Linked DNA regions of Homo sapiens: regions 1 and 3 are each linked to region 2. A link is an interaction called in ENCODE POLR2A ChIA-PET data of the cell type or tissue named here. Cell type or tissue: MCF 10A. All regions are shown on one strand. Each heading gives the region's core, and the rest is flanking DNA. Links, peaks and the distances in the headings are about the cores only.

The links. ChIA-PET counts read pairs that join two places held together with the same protein. Peaks named below come from ENCODE experiments on the same cell type or tissue, not always from the same donor. Only the 100,000 strongest peaks of a DNase experiment are listed, where the experiment ranks them.
Region 1: POLR2A ChIA-PET joins it to region 2 with 5 read pairs; 5 of 35 experiments call an interaction of 5 or more read pairs at or near these places.
Region 3: POLR2A ChIA-PET joins it to region 2 with 5 read pairs; 5 of 35 experiments call an interaction of 5 or more read pairs at or near these places.

The regions. Positions count from the first base shown.
Region 1 is chr3:10,096,025-10,101,024 of GRCh38, forward strand. It overlaps FANCD2 (FA complementation group D2), which reads left to right. Exons shown (of 44, transcript NM_001018115.3): 42 at 302-448; 43 at 2,696-2,791. It also overlaps a transcript of FANCD2OS not described here. Among named protein-coding and RNA genes, the nearest start is that of FANCD2OS, 9.7 kb to the right of the region's middle. RefSeq lists an enhancer at 847-1,394. In MCF 10A, for the core only: no CTCF peak of the experiment used is centred there; no DNase peak of the experiment used is centred there.
Region 2 is chr3:9,991,483-9,998,941 of GRCh38, forward strand. The region is part of intron 2 of EMC3-AS1 (EMC3 antisense RNA 1); the gene reads left to right. It also overlaps a transcript of EMC3 not described here and the pseudogene FANCD2P1. Among named protein-coding and RNA genes, the nearest start is that of EMC3-AS1, 8.3 kb to the left of the region's middle. In MCF 10A, for the core only: no CTCF peak of the experiment used is centred there; DNase peaks (open chromatin) are centred at 2,839 and 3,199.
Region 3 is chr3:10,048,795-10,053,794 of GRCh38, forward strand. It overlaps FANCD2 (FA complementation group D2), which reads left to right. Exons shown (of 44, transcript NM_001018115.3): 17 at 580-711; 18 at 3,593-3,703. Among named protein-coding and RNA genes, the nearest start is that of FANCD2, 25 kb to the left of the region's middle. In MCF 10A, for the core only: no CTCF peak of the experiment used is centred there; no DNase peak of the experiment used is centred there.

The DNA of each region.
Region 1 (5,000 bases), core at 1-5,000, 100 kb after region 2:
TATTGTTTAATATCAGTAAAATATATATTCAAGAATATTTTAGGTAAATTCATTGAAGATCGGCCAGTAAGAGGTTATGAAGAGGAACTAGAGGTGTTGGTGGTATGTCTTCTAGGCTTTGAATTCTTTAGCTGCCATTCTCTTTGGATTACTCTGCCAAACTATTCCTGTTTGATGGAACATACCGTTGGCCCATACTGGCAGGGCTTGTGTTCTTATTCAACATTCAAAGGTTTCTATAAGAAATGTGAAGGCATGATGATAAACTCACAAAAGATGGATGTTATTTATTTCCATTCAGATTCACCAGGACACGAGACTCACCCAACATGTGCCTCTGCTCAAAAAGACCCTGGAACTTTTAGTTTGCAGAGTCAAAGCTATGCTCACTCTCAACAATTGTAGAGAGGCTTTCTGGCTGGGCAATCTAAAAAACCGGGACTTGCAGGTAAGCCTTGGATCCTGCTAGTGATAATCCCCTACTCTTATTCTTTGTGACAGCATCAGATGGCATGTAAGGAAGGTCACCTAAGCCCTCGTCTCTCAGTAAGGCTACTTTTCTCTTAAGTCTGTGACTGTTTAACTCTTAAAGTTATGGTACATTACTCATGGGCCCTGGTCACAGGCTGCACCCCTCATCTTAGGCAGCAAGGCACCAAAACATGCCATTGATATAAACAATGCCTCAGACATAAAGGAGTCAGACCAGTACAAACCTCTCTCCACAGCTAGAGGAGCTCCTTTAAGCCCCACTGAGGGTAGATTCATAATAACATTTTTGTATAGGGACAAACATTTCTTTTGTTATTTTTTTTCCCCTAAGCCAATCTGTCTTATTCCAGAAATTACAAATTAATCTCTTATTGGGGGACCTGCCCCGATAATCACGTAGGTTCTTTTCTATTTTCCTAAGTGTCAGCTGGCTTGAGAAATAAAGGGACAGAGTACAAAAGAGAGAAATTTTAAAGCTGGGCGTCCGGGGGAGACATCACACGTTGATAGGATCCGTGATGCCCCACAAGCCACAAAAAACAGCAAGTTTTTATTAGGGATTTTCAAAAGGGGAGGGAGTGTGCGAATAGGTGTGGGTGACAGACATCAAGTACTTAACAGGGTAATAGAATATCACAAGGCAAGTGGAGGCAGGGTGAGATCACATGACCGCAGGACCGAGGCGAAATTGAAATTGCTAATGAAGTTTTGGGCACCACTGTCATTGATAACATCTTATCAGGAGACAGGGTTTTGAGATCAACAGGTCTGACCAAAATTTATTAGGCGGGAATTTCCTCTTCCTAATAAGCCTGGGAGCGCTATAGGAGACTGGAGTTTATTTCACCTCTGCAGTCTCGACCATAAGAGACAGGTACACCCGGGGGGGCCCAGTTCAGAGACCTACCCCTAGGTGTGCATTCTCTTTCTCAGGGACGTTCCATGCTGAGAAAAAGAATTCAGTGATATTTCTCCCATTTGCTTTTGAAGGAAGAGAAACATGGTTCTGTTCCGCCCGGCTCACCGGCGGTCAGAGTTTAAGGTTATCTCTCCTATACCCTGAACAATTGCTGTTACCCTGTTGTTTTTTCAGGGTGCCCACATTTCATATTGCTCAAACACACATGCTGTACAATTTGTGTAGTTAACGCAATTATTACAGGGTCCTGAGACTATATACCTCCTTCTCGGCTGACAGGATTAAGACATTAAAGTAAAGACAGGCATAGGAAATCACAAGGGTATTGACTGGGGAAGTGGTAAGTGTCCATGAAATCTTTACAATTTATGTTTAGAGATTACAGTAAAGACAGGCATAAGAAATTACAAAAGTATTAATTTGGGGAACTAATAAATGTCCATAAAATCTTCACAATCCACGTTCTTCTGTCAAGGCTTCAGCCGGTCCCTCCGTTTGGGGTCCCTGACTTCCCGCAACAATCTCTAATTTTAACTAATGAGCATTTATAAGGTTTTTTTTAGTTGTCTGATTAGCTGAAATCTTGTGTTGTTTATAATACTACTTTGGAGTTACAACATTTTTCAGATAGGGTAGTATAAGCCCTTTTCTTTCATGCTTACAATATCTGAGTCTTGTAGTCAATTATATATGAAATATATAAAACAGCACCACAGAGAATTAGCTTCCTTTCTTCACATCAACCTTATGAGGCAGATACTATTGTTTCTGCATAAAAATTGAAGCTCAGAGAAGTTAAGTAATTTACCTAATGTCATTCAACAGTGAGTGGGTGGAGCCGGAGTTTGAGTCCAAACAGTCCCAAATCCAGAGCTGATGTTCTGAAACCACCTCACCATACTGTCCTTTAGCCTCCGCATGGCCATTCGTGCTTGGTGTGATAGTGCTTAGATACCTTAAGGTATTTGGGAAATTTTAGAACCATGTTCAGCATCGACTTAGAGTCACCAATACAGTCTAGCCTTTTAAAATGTAGTGTGATACTAGCATACTAAGATGAACCTTTCGTTACATTACTTATTGTATCAGGGCCACAGACATCTCAGAAACCTGGAGTTGAGTATCCCTCCTCTAGATGCTGAATCACAAGTTGGTATCCATGTTTGCTGTGTTTTGAATGGCTAAAATATCTTCCTTTGTATTGCCTGTAAACTCAACCTTCTCCCCTATTACCCTAAATGTGATCATTATAACCCACCATTTTCTTGGTCCATTCACATTTAGGGTGAAGAGATTAAGTCCCAAAATTCCCAGGAGAGCACAGCAGATGAGAGTGAGGATGACATGTCATCCCAGGCCTCCAAGAGCAAAGCCACTGAGGTATCTCTACAAAACCCACCAGAGTCTGGCACTGATGGTTGCATTTTGTTAATTGTTCTAAGTTGGTGGAGCAGAACTTTGCCTACTTATGTTTATTGTCAAATGCTTCTATGCCCATTTCCATTCCCTCCATAACAGCTTCTGTGCTTATATAATTTTTGGGACCCAGAAGAAACAACGACACAATCTTAGAATCACTCCTGAGTATCTCGAGTTGTGGCATTTGTTATAGAGTTGACAATTTTCTGCATTATAGCCTCTCATTTTCCATGAATTCATATCTGAAACCATTTTAGAAGGGAGAAGTCATCGAAGTATTTTCTGAGTGTTGAGAAGAATGAGTTAAACCATTTAAACACATTTGAAACATACAAAAATAGAAATGTGAAAGCATTTGGTGAAAGCCAAAGCACAGAGTCAGAAGCTGCCACCTTAGAGAACTGAAATAAAAATAGAAGTTCTTACGCTTTTTTGTGGTACAGATGCTTTCGACAATTTAAAGAAAGCTAAATAAAAATGTAGACATGGCTGGCGCAGTGGCTCATGCTTGTAATCCTAGCACTTTTTGAGGCCAAGGTAGGAGGATTGCTTGAGTCCGGGAGCTCAAGGCAAAGCTGCACAACATAACAAGACCCTATCTCCACAAAAAAAATGAAAAATAAACCTGGGTGCGGTGGCTCACACCTGTAATCCCAGCACTTTGGGAGGCCGATGTGGGCAGATCACAAGGTCAGGAGTTCAAGACCAGCCTGGCCAACATAGTGAAACCCCATCTCTACTGAAAATACAAAAATTAGCTGGGTGTGGTGGCACGTGCCTGTTATCTCAGCTACTTGGGAGGCTGAGGCAGGAGAATCACTTGAACCTGGGAGGTGGAGGTTGTGGTGAGCCGAGATCATGCTACTGCACTCCAGCCTGGGCAACAGAGTGAGACTCCGTCTCAACAACAACAAAAAAGTGTACATTTATAAAATTTTGTCACAATTCAGGTAGGTTATAGACACCAAAAAGCTCAGATTTAAGAACCCCTGCTGTGGGGCCTCTGTCTGTAATGCAATTTGAGTCTGATCCAGAAAGATCATTTAGTATGAAAAGTCTGGCCTGATGGGGTGGCTCACACCTGTAATCGTAGCACTTTGTGAGGCTGAGGTGGGAGGACCGCTTAAGCCCAGAATTTCAAGACCAACCCGAGACCCCATCTCTACAGAAAAAATTTTTTTGAGCTAGCCAGGCATGGTGACGCATGCCTGTGGTCCCTGCTACACAGGAGGCTGAGGTGGGAGGGTTGCTCAAGCCCAGGAGGTGGAGGCTGCAGTGAGCCATCATCACACTCCAGCCTGGATGACAGAGCGAGACCCTGTCTCAAAATAAAAAAGTTATTTTATTTACATGGTCCCCAGTTTTATTTGTATAATATACCCCTTCTACTTTTTTCTCAGAATTTGAGGCAGACAATATCCTATTAGTTTGGTACTTTCCCCTAAGCAGATCTCTCATACTAGTATCGTAAGCCAGACAGAACAGAATTTTGTACTGGATTCCTGTTGAGATACACCAGCACAGCACTTCTTTTTTTGAGACGGAGTCTCCCTCTGTCGCCCAGGCTAGCATGCAGTGGTGCAGTCTCAGCTCACTGCAGTCTGTCTCCCGAGTTCAAGCAATTCTCCTGCCTCAGCCTTCCAAGTAGCTAGGATTACAGGTGCCTGCAACCATGCCCGGCTAGTTTTTGTATATTTAGTAGAGACAGGGTTTCACCATGTTGGCCGGGCTGGTCTCGAACTCCTAACCTCAGATGATCTACCCACCTCAGCCTTCCAAAGTGTTGGGATTACTTTGGCGTGAGCCACCGTGCACTGCCATACCACCACTTGTAATAAATATTTCATTCTATATCGAATGCCCTCTTTGTTCCTATGTCATATACATGCAGTAGAGCTGGAGGACCATAGCTTATTTAAAATTATGCAAATTGGGCCGGGCGCAATGGCTCACGCCTGTAATCCTAGCACTTTGGGAGGCTGAGGCAGGCAGATCACCTGAGGCCAGGAGTTTGAGACCAGCCTTGCCAATGTGGAGAAACCCCGTCTCTACCAAAATACAAAAATTAGCCGGGCGTGGTGGCACATGCCTGTAATCCCAGCTACTTGGGAGGCTGAGGCAGGGGAATCGCTTGAACCCGGGAGGCAGAGGTTGCAGTGAGCTGAGATCA
Region 2 (7,459 bases), core at 773-5,772:
TACAAAAGCAGAATCTTAACTATGATTATGGGTGGTGGTGGTGGTGTTTAAAGAGACAGGGTCTCACTCTGTCGCCAGGCTGGAGTGCAGTGGCACAATCGTAGCTCACTGTTGCCTCCACCTCCTGGGCTCAATGATCCTCCCTCCTCAGCCTCCCAAAGCAGTGGGATTATAGGCATGAGCCTTCATGCCCAGCCTGATTATCCTTTTGCAGGCTGCTGTTTTTTCCACTTCATATCAGGAATGTCTTTCCTCTGTCAAAAAATAGAGTATGGCTCAGCAGTCCCTAACCTTTTTGGCACCAGGGACTGGTTTCATGGAAGACAGTTTTTCCACAGACCGTTTCGGGGCATGATTTCAGGATGAAACTGTTCAACTTTAGATCATCAGGCACTACTTAGATTCTCATAAGGAATGTGCAGCCTAGATCCTGCGCATGTGCAGTTCACAATGGGGTTTGCGCTCCCGTGAGAATCTAATGCAGCCGCTAATCTGACAGGAGGCGGATCTCAGTGGTAATGACCACTTGACCACCCCTCACCTCCTGCTGTGCAGCTTGGTTCCTAGCAGACCACAGACTCCGTGATCCAGGAGTTGGGGACCCCTGATCTACCTTTTTCTTTTTTTTTTAAATTTTGTAATTAAAAAGTCTTTTTTAGACAGAGTCTCGCTGTGTCACCCAGGCTGGAGTGCAGTGGCACAATCTCGGCTCATTGCAACCTGCACCTCCCGGGTTCGAGTCGTTGACCTGCCTCAGCCTCCTGAGTAGCTGGGATTGCAGGCAGTTGCCACCACGACTGGCCAATTTTTTTTTGTATTTTTTAGTAGAAATGGGGTTTCACCGTGTTGGCCAGGCTGGTCTCGAACTCCTAACCTCAGGTGATATGTGTACCTCAGCCTCCCAAAGTACTGGGATTACAGGTGTGAGCCCCCACGCCCAGCCTGGCTTATCCTTTTTGATGACTATAATATTTCAAAAATTAAAATTACTCCATCATAATTTACTGAACCCTTTCCAGATTGATGGGCATTTATAGTCTTTCCAACTTTTCACAAAGTAATTTTTCTAGTAATAGTGAAAATACATACTGGAGTTGGCAAGTGATTGAATCTTTTAATAAATGTGAAGATGTTCAAAGTTACTTCTGTAGTAGTATCACTTTAATGTATATTGGAATGTATTCCTAAGAGATACCAGTGGTTAATAGTTGTGGCACTTTATTTCTTTAAAAAATATTTCTGGGTTTTGTGAAAAGTGTAGATACTACCAGGGGAGTGTGTGGAACAAATGAGCATCATCCATTGTGTGTTTTAATTAGAGGAAAAGCTGCTGTTTCATTGTAGCAAATGTACTGATTGGTTAACTGTTTTTCTATTATTGCATATTTATTGACCTGGTGATGCTTTTCATCATCTATAGCACCAATACTCAGACAAAGAAGTACATTGAAAGGGTGCTAAGAAATAAGATTCGATCAGGCTGCATTCAAGAACAGCTGCTCCAGAGTACATTCTCTGTTCATTACTTAGTAAGTGTCAGAGACTATTGATTTTTAATCTAAAACAGAAAGCTTTACAGCTCTCATGTAAAATTTCATCTTATTTCAGTCCATTGTTCAAACCCATTGAAATTTTTGAATTTTATTTTTGCATTAACATTTTAATTGTCTATCTCAATGCAGTTTGCAATTATGACAAACTAGCCTTTCGTATCCTATTCTAAGTAGCTTATAAAAACCTTGAGGGGAATAGGACCAGGCTGTAGAAACTAGTAGAAACGTAAATATGGACCTATTTGAACTATCACTCTTTGGCCATTCAAAACTGGATTTTAGGTGATAATTCCTCTGGAAATGTAAATTATTCAAACTGGAATTTATAAACTGGGAATAATGTTTTGCTGGCTGAACGTTCAGTATATTAACAGTATAGAACTTAGAAAACTGGATGGGCCAGTAGTTTGGGGTTTGGGTTAGGAGCTAATGAGAATACCTCATTGGATCTTACATTTTATATTTAGGAATAGATTTAATGTTTGTCTTATTTCATCTAGCAGTTCTTTTCTGTGTTTATTTCTGCCAGTTATATGTGTTTTGGGCTGTAATTTTCTAGACACGGAAACCATATGTAATTTTTCATTGCATTTTCCCCAATAAAGCATTATACCCAGCTTACTACTAAATGTAAGATTTTTTAAAATTATGGTATCAATAAGGAAGCTATGTTTATTAACTGGTTATTTACTCTGGGTCCATTAATGTCTATATATTGCATTATTGATAGAGCATGATCACTTCTTTTAAAAAAGTCAGTTTAGTTAGCATTGAACCTTATAGACCAACTTCAAATTATAACCAAGGTGGAACATCCCTGGGGGGTCGTGTGATTGCATGAGGAAACCGGGATTTAGAAGATCTGGCCTCCAATCCCAAATCGAGCAGATAGGAATGTACTATTAGGCTTATAACTTAACTTCTTTGAGCTTAACAGTCAATTAATATCCAAATGTGGACTCCCATTGATCCTGAGAGAAAACTCAGAATGGTGAAGGATTATTCTGTGTAAAACAAAGATTAAGATTTCTTAAGTTAAAATGAGAGTTGGGGAAGAGAAGTCTGATCTGACATTCCAAAAGGATAAGCAACTCTTAGGTTGTGTACTGTTTCCTACAGCTTCTTTTCTCTCTCTACTCTTCCCCACTCAAGGTTCTTAAGGATATGTGTTCATCCATTATGTCGCTGGCTCAGAGTTTGCTTCACTCTCTAGACTAGAGTAGAATTTCATTTGGCAGTCTCCTATACAAATAATGTGTTTATGTTTTTTGACACATACTGCCAGCAGGTATGTTGAAATACTTATTTTGGCAAGGAGGGAACAGAGGAAGGAAGAATCATCTAATGCTTATTTTTTGTTGGTTGGAACTTACTGAAGGGAAAGTAGCTCTGAACTGGGTCTCAGGAAAGCTCAATTTTACTCCCAGCCTTGATGAAATGAAGAGATTTGACTGGTGGATCTAACTCTGTGTTCTGAACTCTAAAATTCTCTTGTCTGAAATTAAGATACAGATTTGGTCTATTTCAAAACATGAGACACTTTTTTTTTTTCAAGACAGAGTTTCGTTCTTGTTGCCCAGGCTGGAGTACAGTGGCGCAATCTCGGCTCACTGCAACCTTCGCCTCCCGGATTCAAGCAGTTTTCCTGTCTCAGCCTCCTGAGTGGCTGGGATTACAGGCGCGTGCCACTATGCCCAGCTAATTTTTTGTGTTTTTAGTAGAGACAGGGTTTCACCATGTTGGCCATCCTGGTCTCGAACTCCTGAGCTCAGGTGATTCACCTGCCTCGCCCTCCCAAAGTGCTGCAATTACAGGCATGAGCCACCGTGCCTGGCCGAGACACATTTTAATAGCATATATCCAGAGAGAGAGGACTGTATTTGTGGAAAATGTTTATGAAAGCAAGTAAAGCACAGTGTCTTATTTTGTATTTGTACATATATTCTTCCTATTAGCAATGTTAAAACGCATCTGAATGGAACTTTTAAAATGAAGATTTGTAAAAAAAATTGTAAACATTTAAAATAGAGCAGTAGTTGCAGCTGACATGAGGTAGCTGTTGTAATTGAGAATTCTGTTATGACTTATGGAGTGACGGTATAAAGGGAGAATGGCATCTAAGACATTTCTGGACCCTCTTAATGTCTTAGAGACACTGTCATGATCCATGTTTGCTTGGAAACATGCAAATCTAGCCTGTACTATATGGAGAAAACCTTTAAAGCTTTTAGCTCCTTGAGTGGCATCTTTTTGAGGAATTTCAACTGATCTTGTACAACCTCAACCTAAAGGGTAAAATTTAACCCATATGGGAAAAAGAAAGAGGAAAACTACGCCCAGGAGCAAAATCAGGAGGGCTTAGGTAGAGCTCACTGATAAAATATGGGAAATAGGTCAAGACGGGATGGTCAAGTTACACTGGCATATTCCTAAATCTCCTGAAGCCAGCATTACTAGATAATAGATGATGGGACTGGGTTGATTGTGATTTTAACGAAGTAGAGATTGGAGAGGCCTCGGTGGTGAATCCCCTTAGAATGGCCATCCAGTGGCAAACAGAATGAAGCCAGCAGCCACATCCAGGTAAGAAGCAATATGTTGGGAAAGATTCTGTTTTTTGAGACGGAGTCTAGCTCTGTCACCTAGACTGGAGTGCAGTTGGCGCTGTCTCAGTTCAGTGCAACCTCTGCCTCCCGGGTTCTAGCGATTCTCCTGCCTCACCCTTCCAAGTACCTGGGACTACAGGCACGTGTCACCACAATCGGCTGATTTTTGTATTTTTAGTATTTTGTGTTTTTAAACCTCTTTACTTGAAATTTGCTGGAAAAAAAAAAAGCAAATGATAGATTTGCTGTGTAAAATAGTGGAAATGGAGTACATAGCCATAGTTCGAGCATTTTTTTATTCTTACCACAAACATTAAGTGCCTATTCTGTGCCAGGCACTGATACATTAGATCCTCTGCCCTCAAAAAGCTCTGTCTATTAGGGTAGAGATGGGTCTGTGGTCAGCTAACCATGAAACTGTTCAGGTTCTGAGTGCAGTGGGGACACAGAATTGCCTTGTTTTCTAAGAAACATCTCCATCTAATGTGAACTTCACGTGGGCTTGCTTTTGTTTGTGGATGCCATTCACTGAAAAAGCCAGGCTGTAATCCCAGCACTTTGGGAGGCCAAGGCAGGAGAATCACATGTGCCCTGGAGTTTGAGACCAGCCTGGGCACCATGGTGAAACCCCATCTCTACAAAAACATACAAAAATTAGCCAGGTGTGGTGGCACACACCTGTAATCCTAGCTACTCAGGAGGCGGAGGTGGGAGGATCCATTGAACCCAGGGAGTTGAGGCTACAGTGAGCCATGATTGTGCCACTGCTCTCCAGCCTGGGCAACAGAGTGAGACTCTATCTCAAAAATAGACACATAAATAAAAATAAAACAAAAAGAAGAGATTAGATTGGAATCATAACTTGTAACTCATTTGTATCTTTAGTGCTACCTTATGGCAGTAATTCATACTGGACTGTGACTTTGAACAACTAGTATATTTTTTATCTTCCCCCCTGCCCTTTCTTGGATCCCCAGTCAACACATTTTTTTAATTAAAAAAAATTTTGGACTAGGTAATATACATGTGTCAAAATTCAAAACATATAGAAGAGTATCCAGTGAAAAATAACTCACTTCTTCTCAGTCCTCTAGGCACCTGGTTTGTCTCCCACAGGGACAATCACTTTATAACCTTCTGAGATGTTCTGAGAATTTACAAATTTGTGTTTACCTGTAGTTTCCTTTCCCCTCTTGTTCTATATCATACCTTTTGCATTTAGCAGTTTATTTTGGAGATTGCCTTAAATCAGTAATATAAAGTTTCTTCATTATTTAATTTTTAATTTTGATATAACGTAAAATATACCATTTAAACTGTTTTTAAGGGTACATTTAGTAGCATTAAGTATATTCATAATGTTATACAACCATTACCACTATCCATTTCTAGAACTTCTGATCATCCCAAACAAACTTTGTACCCATTAGGCAATAATTTGCCATCTTCCTCTCCCCAGCCCCTAATAATCACTAATCACATTCTATCTATGGATTTGTTCATTCTAGATGCCTCATATAAATGGAATCATAACAATATGTATCCTTGTGTCTTGCTTATTTCACTTAGCATATTATTTTCTTTTCCTTCTTTCTTTTTTTTTTTTTGTTAGTAGAGACGGGGTTTCACCGTGTTAGCCAGGATGGTCTCGATCTCCTGACCTCGTGATCTACCCGCCTCGCCCTCCCAAAGTCCTGGGATTACAGGCGTGTGCCGCCACGCCCAGCCAGCATATTTTCAAGGTTCATGTATGTTGTAGCATGCATCAGAACTTCATTCCCTACTACAGCTTTAGTAATTCCATTCTTTGTTTTTGTTGTTTTGTTTTGTTTTGTTGAGACGGAGTCTCACTCTGGCCCCCACGCTGGAGCGCAGTGGCACGATATCAGCTTACCGCAACCTCTGCCTCCTGGGTTCAAGCAATTCTCTTGCCTCAGCCTCCTGAGTAGCTGTGATTACAGGCGTGCACCACCACACCCAGCTAATTTTTGTATTTTTAGTCGAGTTGGGGTTTCATCATGTTGGCCAGGCTGGTCTCAAACGGCTGACCTCAGGTAATCCACCCTCCTCGGCCTCCCAAAGTGCTGGGACTACAGGCGTGAGCCACTGCGCCCGGCCCCCATTCTTTGTTTATACCACATTTTTTTTATCCATTCATCCATTGATGGACACTTGAGTTGTTTCCACCTTTTGGCCATTTGAATAATGTTGCTATGAGTATTGGTTTACAAATATTTGTTTGAGTCCCTGTTTTCGGTTCTTTAGGGTATATAAGAGTGGAATTGCTGGATCATGTGATGAACATATGTTTACCATTTTGAGGAACCACCACCGCTTTCCATAGCAGCTGCATAATTTTACATTCCTACCACCAATGCACGTGGTCTCCAATTTCTCCATATTCTTGCTAACATTTATTTTCCTTTCTTAAAAAATGTTTTATGGCCGGGCGCAGTGGCTCACACCTGTAATCCCAGGACTTTGGGAGGCCGAGGCGGGCAGATCACGAGGTCAGGAGATTGAGACCATCCTGGCTAACATGGTGAAACCCCGTCTCTACTAAAAATACAAAAAATTAGCTAGGCGTGGTGGTGTGCGCCTGTAGTACCAGCTACTTGGGAGGCTGAGGCAGGAGAGTGGTATGAACCCGGGAGGCAGAGCTTGCAGTGAGCCGAGATTGCGCCACTGCACTCCAGCCGGGGCAACAGAGCGAGACTCTGTCTCAAATAATAATAATAATAATAATAATAATAATAATAATAATAATTTTGCTTTTAATGAATTAATAATTTAATTTTTTTTTTTATGTATAGGATCTTGCTCTGTCACCCAGGCTGCAGTGCAGTGGCGTGATCATAGTTCACTGCAGCCTGAAACTCCTGGGCTCAAGCAGTCTTCCCTCCTCAGCCTCTTGAGTACCTGGGTCTACAGGTACCTGCCACCTCTCCTGGCCCTATTTTTTAATTATAATTATCCTGATGAGTACGGAGTGATACCTCATTGTGGTTTGATTTGCATTTCCCTAATGACTAATGATGTTAAGCATCTTTTCACATACTTCTTGGCCATTTCTATATTTTTGTAGACATGTCTATTCAAGTCCTTTACCCATTTTTGTTTGTTTTGTTTTTCAGAGATGAGGTCTCACTCTGTCACACAAGTTGGAGTGCAGTGGTATGATCCTGGCTCACTGCAACCTCCACTTCCGAGGCTCAAGCGATCCTCTCATGTCAGCCTTCTGAGTAGCTGGGACCACAGGTGCGCACCATGGTGCCCCGCTAATTTTTTGCAATTTTGGTA
Region 3 (5,000 bases), core at 1-5,000, 57 kb after region 2:
GTAGAGCAATAGTTGCAGCTGACATGAGGTAGCTGTTGCAGTTGAAAATGTAATTCTGTTATGACTATTATGGAGTGACAGTATAAAGGGAGAATGGCATCTAAGACATTTCTGGACCCTCTTAATGTCTTAGAGACACTGTCATAATCCATGTTTGCTTGGAAACATGCAAGTCTAGCCTGTACTATATGGAGAAAACCTTTAAAGCTTTTAGCTCCTTGAGTGCCATCTTTTTGAGGAATTTCAACTGATCTTGTACAACCTCAACCTAAAGGGTAAAATTTAACCCATATGGGAAAAAGAAAGAGGAAAACTACGCCAAGGAGCAAAATCAGGAGGGCTTAGGTAGAGCTCACTGATAAAATATGGGAAATAGGTCAAGATGGGATGGTCAAGTTACACTGGCATATTCCTAAATCTCCTGAAGCCAACATTAATGAAAACTAGATAATAGGTGATGGGTTTGGGTTGATTGTGATTTTAACAAAGTAGAGATTGGAGAGGCCTTGGGGGTGAATCCCTTTAGAATGGCCATCCATATTTTGTTTTACACTGTTCTGTTGACTCTCCCCTGTATAGGAAGTGGTTGGTGCCTTAGTGACCCATATCTGCAGTGGGAATGAAGCTGAAGTTGATACTGCCTTAGATGTCCTTCTAGAGTTGGTAGTGTTAAACCCATCTGCTATGATGATGAATGCTGTCTTTGTAAAGGTATCTTATTGGCTTCTTGTACTTTAGATATTGAATACTATAATTGGTGGGAGGTGGTGGGAAGGAGGTGAGATGATGGGCAAGTAATATAAATAAAAAGTGACTATTCTATCTATGTGTTAATTCATTCAGCAAACACTTCTTTATACCTAACCTACAGGCTAATCTCTATTCTGGGTGCTGTGAATGTAAAGTAGGCCCTTACCTTTCATGTTAAAGACTAAGACACATAAGCAAGTCACTATAAATACAACATGGTGAATTCTCTGGTAAAGTACTATAGATATAACAGAGTAAGAATAATTAAATTTAGCCTGGGAAGCTGGAGAATTCTTCAAAGAGGCAATGTGAGTGATTGCTGAAGGATGGGAATGACTGACAAGAGAAAGTATGGGAAGTGCGTTCTAGGCAGAGAAGAGTTTGAGCAGAAGCAAACTGGTGCCCAAGTCAATGGTGTGACTGAGGAATGAGAAGCAAACAAGCATGACTGGAGAATAGGATATATATGGAGAGGAATGATTGGAGGCAAGGCTGGTAAGACATAGGACAGGCCCATGTTGCAAAGAGTCTCAAATAACATGCTAAAGAGTTTCAACTTTATTTTTTAGACAATAAGGAGCTATTACTAGTTTTTACATACAGTTGACCTAATCTACTCAGCATTGAGAGATAACTCAGTAGGCTATATGATGGGTGGATTGGAGACTGCTGAAATGGTCTAAGGGAGTGAGAGTAAGGGCCAGATTTTGGTCACGGGAATGTAGAAGAAATTATGGCTTAAGAGACAATTTGGTGTTAGAATTAACATGACTTGGTGACTGTTAAGAATATGTGGCGGTCCGGGTGCGGTGGCTCATGCTTGTAATCCCAGCACTTTGGGAGGCCAAGGCGGGCAAATCACGAGGTCAGGAGATCAAGACCATCCTGCCTAACACGGTGAAACCCCGTCTCTACTAAAAATACAAAAATTAGCCGGGCATCGTGGCGGTCGCCTGTAGTCCCAGCTACTCAAGAGGCTGAGGCAGGAGAATGGCGTGAACCCAGGAGGCGGAGCTTGCAGTGAGCCAAGATAACACCACTGCACTCCAGTCTGGGCGACAGAGCAAGACTCTGTCTCAAAAAAAAAAAAAAAAAAAAAGGCTTAGAAGAGCACAGACATTTTGAGAAGGTTAAAGTTTAAGTGGCAGATGAAAGCAAATGTCCATAGAAGGAAAATGAGAAACCTGGAAGATTAATAATGTGAGCTTAAAGGATGTCAGGTAGCAAAAGCCCAGGAATGAGTTTCAAGAGTGAGGGATTGGCCGGGCACAGTGACTCATGCTTGTAATACCAGCACTTTGGGAGGCCGAGGCGGACGGATCACCTGAGGTTGGGAGTTCGAATCAGCCTGACCAACATGGAGAAAGCCCTCCTCTACTAAAAATACAAAAATTACCTGGGCATTGTGGTGCATGCCTGTAATCCCAGCTACTCGGGAGGCTGAGGCAGGAGAATCACTTGAACCCAGGAGGTGGAGGTTGCAGTGAGCTGAGATCATGCCATCACACTCCAGCCTAGGCGAGAAGAGCGAAACTGTCAAAAAAAAAAGAGTGAGGCCGGGCGCGGTGGCTCACGCCTGTAATCCCAGCACTTTGGGAGGCCGAGGTGGGCGGATCACGAGGTCAGGAGATCGAGACCATCCCGGCTAAAACGGTGAAACCCCGTCTCTACTAAAAATACAAAAAAATTAGCCGGGCGTAGTGGTGGGCGCCTGTAGTCCCAGCTACTTGGGAGGCTGAGGCAGGAGAATGGCGTGAACCCAGGAGGCGGAGCTTGCAGTGAGCCGAGATCCCGCCACTGCACTCCAGCCTGGGCGACAGAGCGAGACTCCGTCTCAAAAAAAAAAAAAAAAAAAAAAAAAAACAAAAAGGAGTGAGGGATTTATCTCCCAGTGTTGGACACTGAAAAAGTTGAAGATGGAGGCAGAGGCTATTGGCTTTGGCAATTAGGATACCTCTGGTAACCTCTGAGAGAACAGTGTTAATTGAATTATAAGGGTGGAAGCCAGAGAGCAGTAACTTGAAGACTTGGGGAATAGAGTCAATGTCGAGAAGCATCAAGGAGGAGAGAATAAAAAAAGTAGCTTGAGAAAGAAGCTGGTTGTGAGGGAGATATTTTTTAGATGAGGAGGTTTGAGATTGCTTGTAGGCTGAGAGAAAGGATTCAATAGAGAGGAAGAAATGGAGATTTTTAAAAATTAATTAAAAGTTTACAAAGCTGTTTTATTACTTTTTCCTCAGACAAACCATGAAAGGTAGTATAGCTATTATTATCACCATGTTATAGATGAGAAAAGCTGAGGCATTTCCCAAGGTCACAAAGTAAATAGTTTCCTTGTGACTCCTTCCAGATCTGTAGAGAAAGGAGAAATAATTCATTGAGTAGAAGCTGGGAAGGGATGATATGGCAAGGAATAGGGTAAAGACATAACTTTTGGTAGAATATTGTTTTCACTGAAAAAAAAGGGAAAGGTGGAGGTAAAGAATACCGAGAACTGGGAGGTGCATTAGAATGACTAAGCAGTAGATGATTAAAGCCCAGGATTGTGGTTCAGAGTGAAGAGGATAAAGAAAACTTTATGTTTCCTGATAGTTAGTTCCTAGTCTCTGATAATAAGAGATTTAGAAAGTTGTAAGAATTTTCCCAGTTTATATCCAGTCTATCAAACCTTTGGGCTCTGAGCATAGCTTTTAGAACTTGAGCTTTGAGCTTTTAAGGGAGCTAAAAAGTTTTAGATACCTGGCTATCTATGTGTGTCTCTTTTACAGGGATTTTAATTTTTTGAATTTTAAGGGAAAAATGTTAGCTGCTAGCCTCATTGTTGGCATCATTTTTTCCACAGGGCATTTTAGATTATCTGGATAACATATCCCCTCAGCAAATACGAAAACTCTTCTATGTTCTCAGCACACTGGCATTTAGCAAACAGAATGAAGCCAGCAGCCACATCCAGGTAAGAGGCAATATGTTGGGAAAGATTTTTTTTTTTTTGAGACAGAGTCTAGCTCTGTCTCCTAGACTGGAGTGCAGTTGGCACGATCTCAGCTCATTGCAACCTCTGCCTCCTGGGTTCAAGCGATTCTCCTGCCTCAGCCTCCCAAGTGGCTGGGACTACAGGCACGTGCCACCATACCCAGCTAATTTTTGTATTCTCCATCAAAAAGTGGGCGAAGGACATGAACAGACACTTCTCAAAAGAAGACATTTATGCAGCCAAAAAACACATGAAAAAGTGCTCATCATCACTGGCCATCAGAGAAATGCAAATCAAAACCACAATGAGATACCATCTCACACCAGTTAGAATGGCAATCATTAAAAAGTCAGGAAACAACAGGTGCTGGAGAGGATGTGGAGAAATAGGAACACTTTTACACTGTTGGTGGGACTGTAAACTAGTTCAACCATTGTGGAAGTCAGTGTGGCGATTCCTCAGGGATCTAGAACTAGAAATACCATTTGACCCAGCCATCCCATTACTGGGTATATACCCAAAGGACTATAAATCATGCTGCTATAAAGACACATGCACACATATGTTTATTGCGGCACTATTCACAATAGCAAAGACTTGGAACCAACCCAGATGTCCAACAATGATAGACTGGATTAAGAAAATGTGGCACATATACACCATGGAATACTATGCAGCCATAAAAAATGATGAGTTCATGTCCTTTGTAGGGACATGGATGAAATTGGAAATCATCATTCTCAGTAAACTATCGCAAGAACAAAAAACCGCACACCGCATATTCTCAGTCATAGGTGGGAATTGAACAGTGAGAACACATGGGCACAGGAAGGGGAACATCACACTCTGGGGACTTTGTGGGGTGGGGGGAGGCGGGAGGGATAGCATTGGGAGATACACCTAATGCTAGATGACGAGTTAGTGGGTGCAGCACACCAGCATGGCACATGTATACATATGTAACTAACCTGCACATTGTGCACATGTACCCTAAAACTTACAGTATAATAATAATAAAAATAAAATAAAATAGAATAAAATTAAAAAAAATTTTTTTGTATTCTCAGTATTTTGTATTAATTTTAAACCTCTTGAAATTTGCTAGAAAAAAAAAAACAAGCAAATGATAGATTTCCTAGTGTGTAGTAGTGGAAATGGAGTACATAGCCATAGTACTAGCATTTTTTTTTCTTACCACAAACATTAAGTGCCTATTCTGTGCCAGGCACTGATATATTAGATCCTCTGCCCTCAAAAAGCTTTGTCTGTTAGGGTA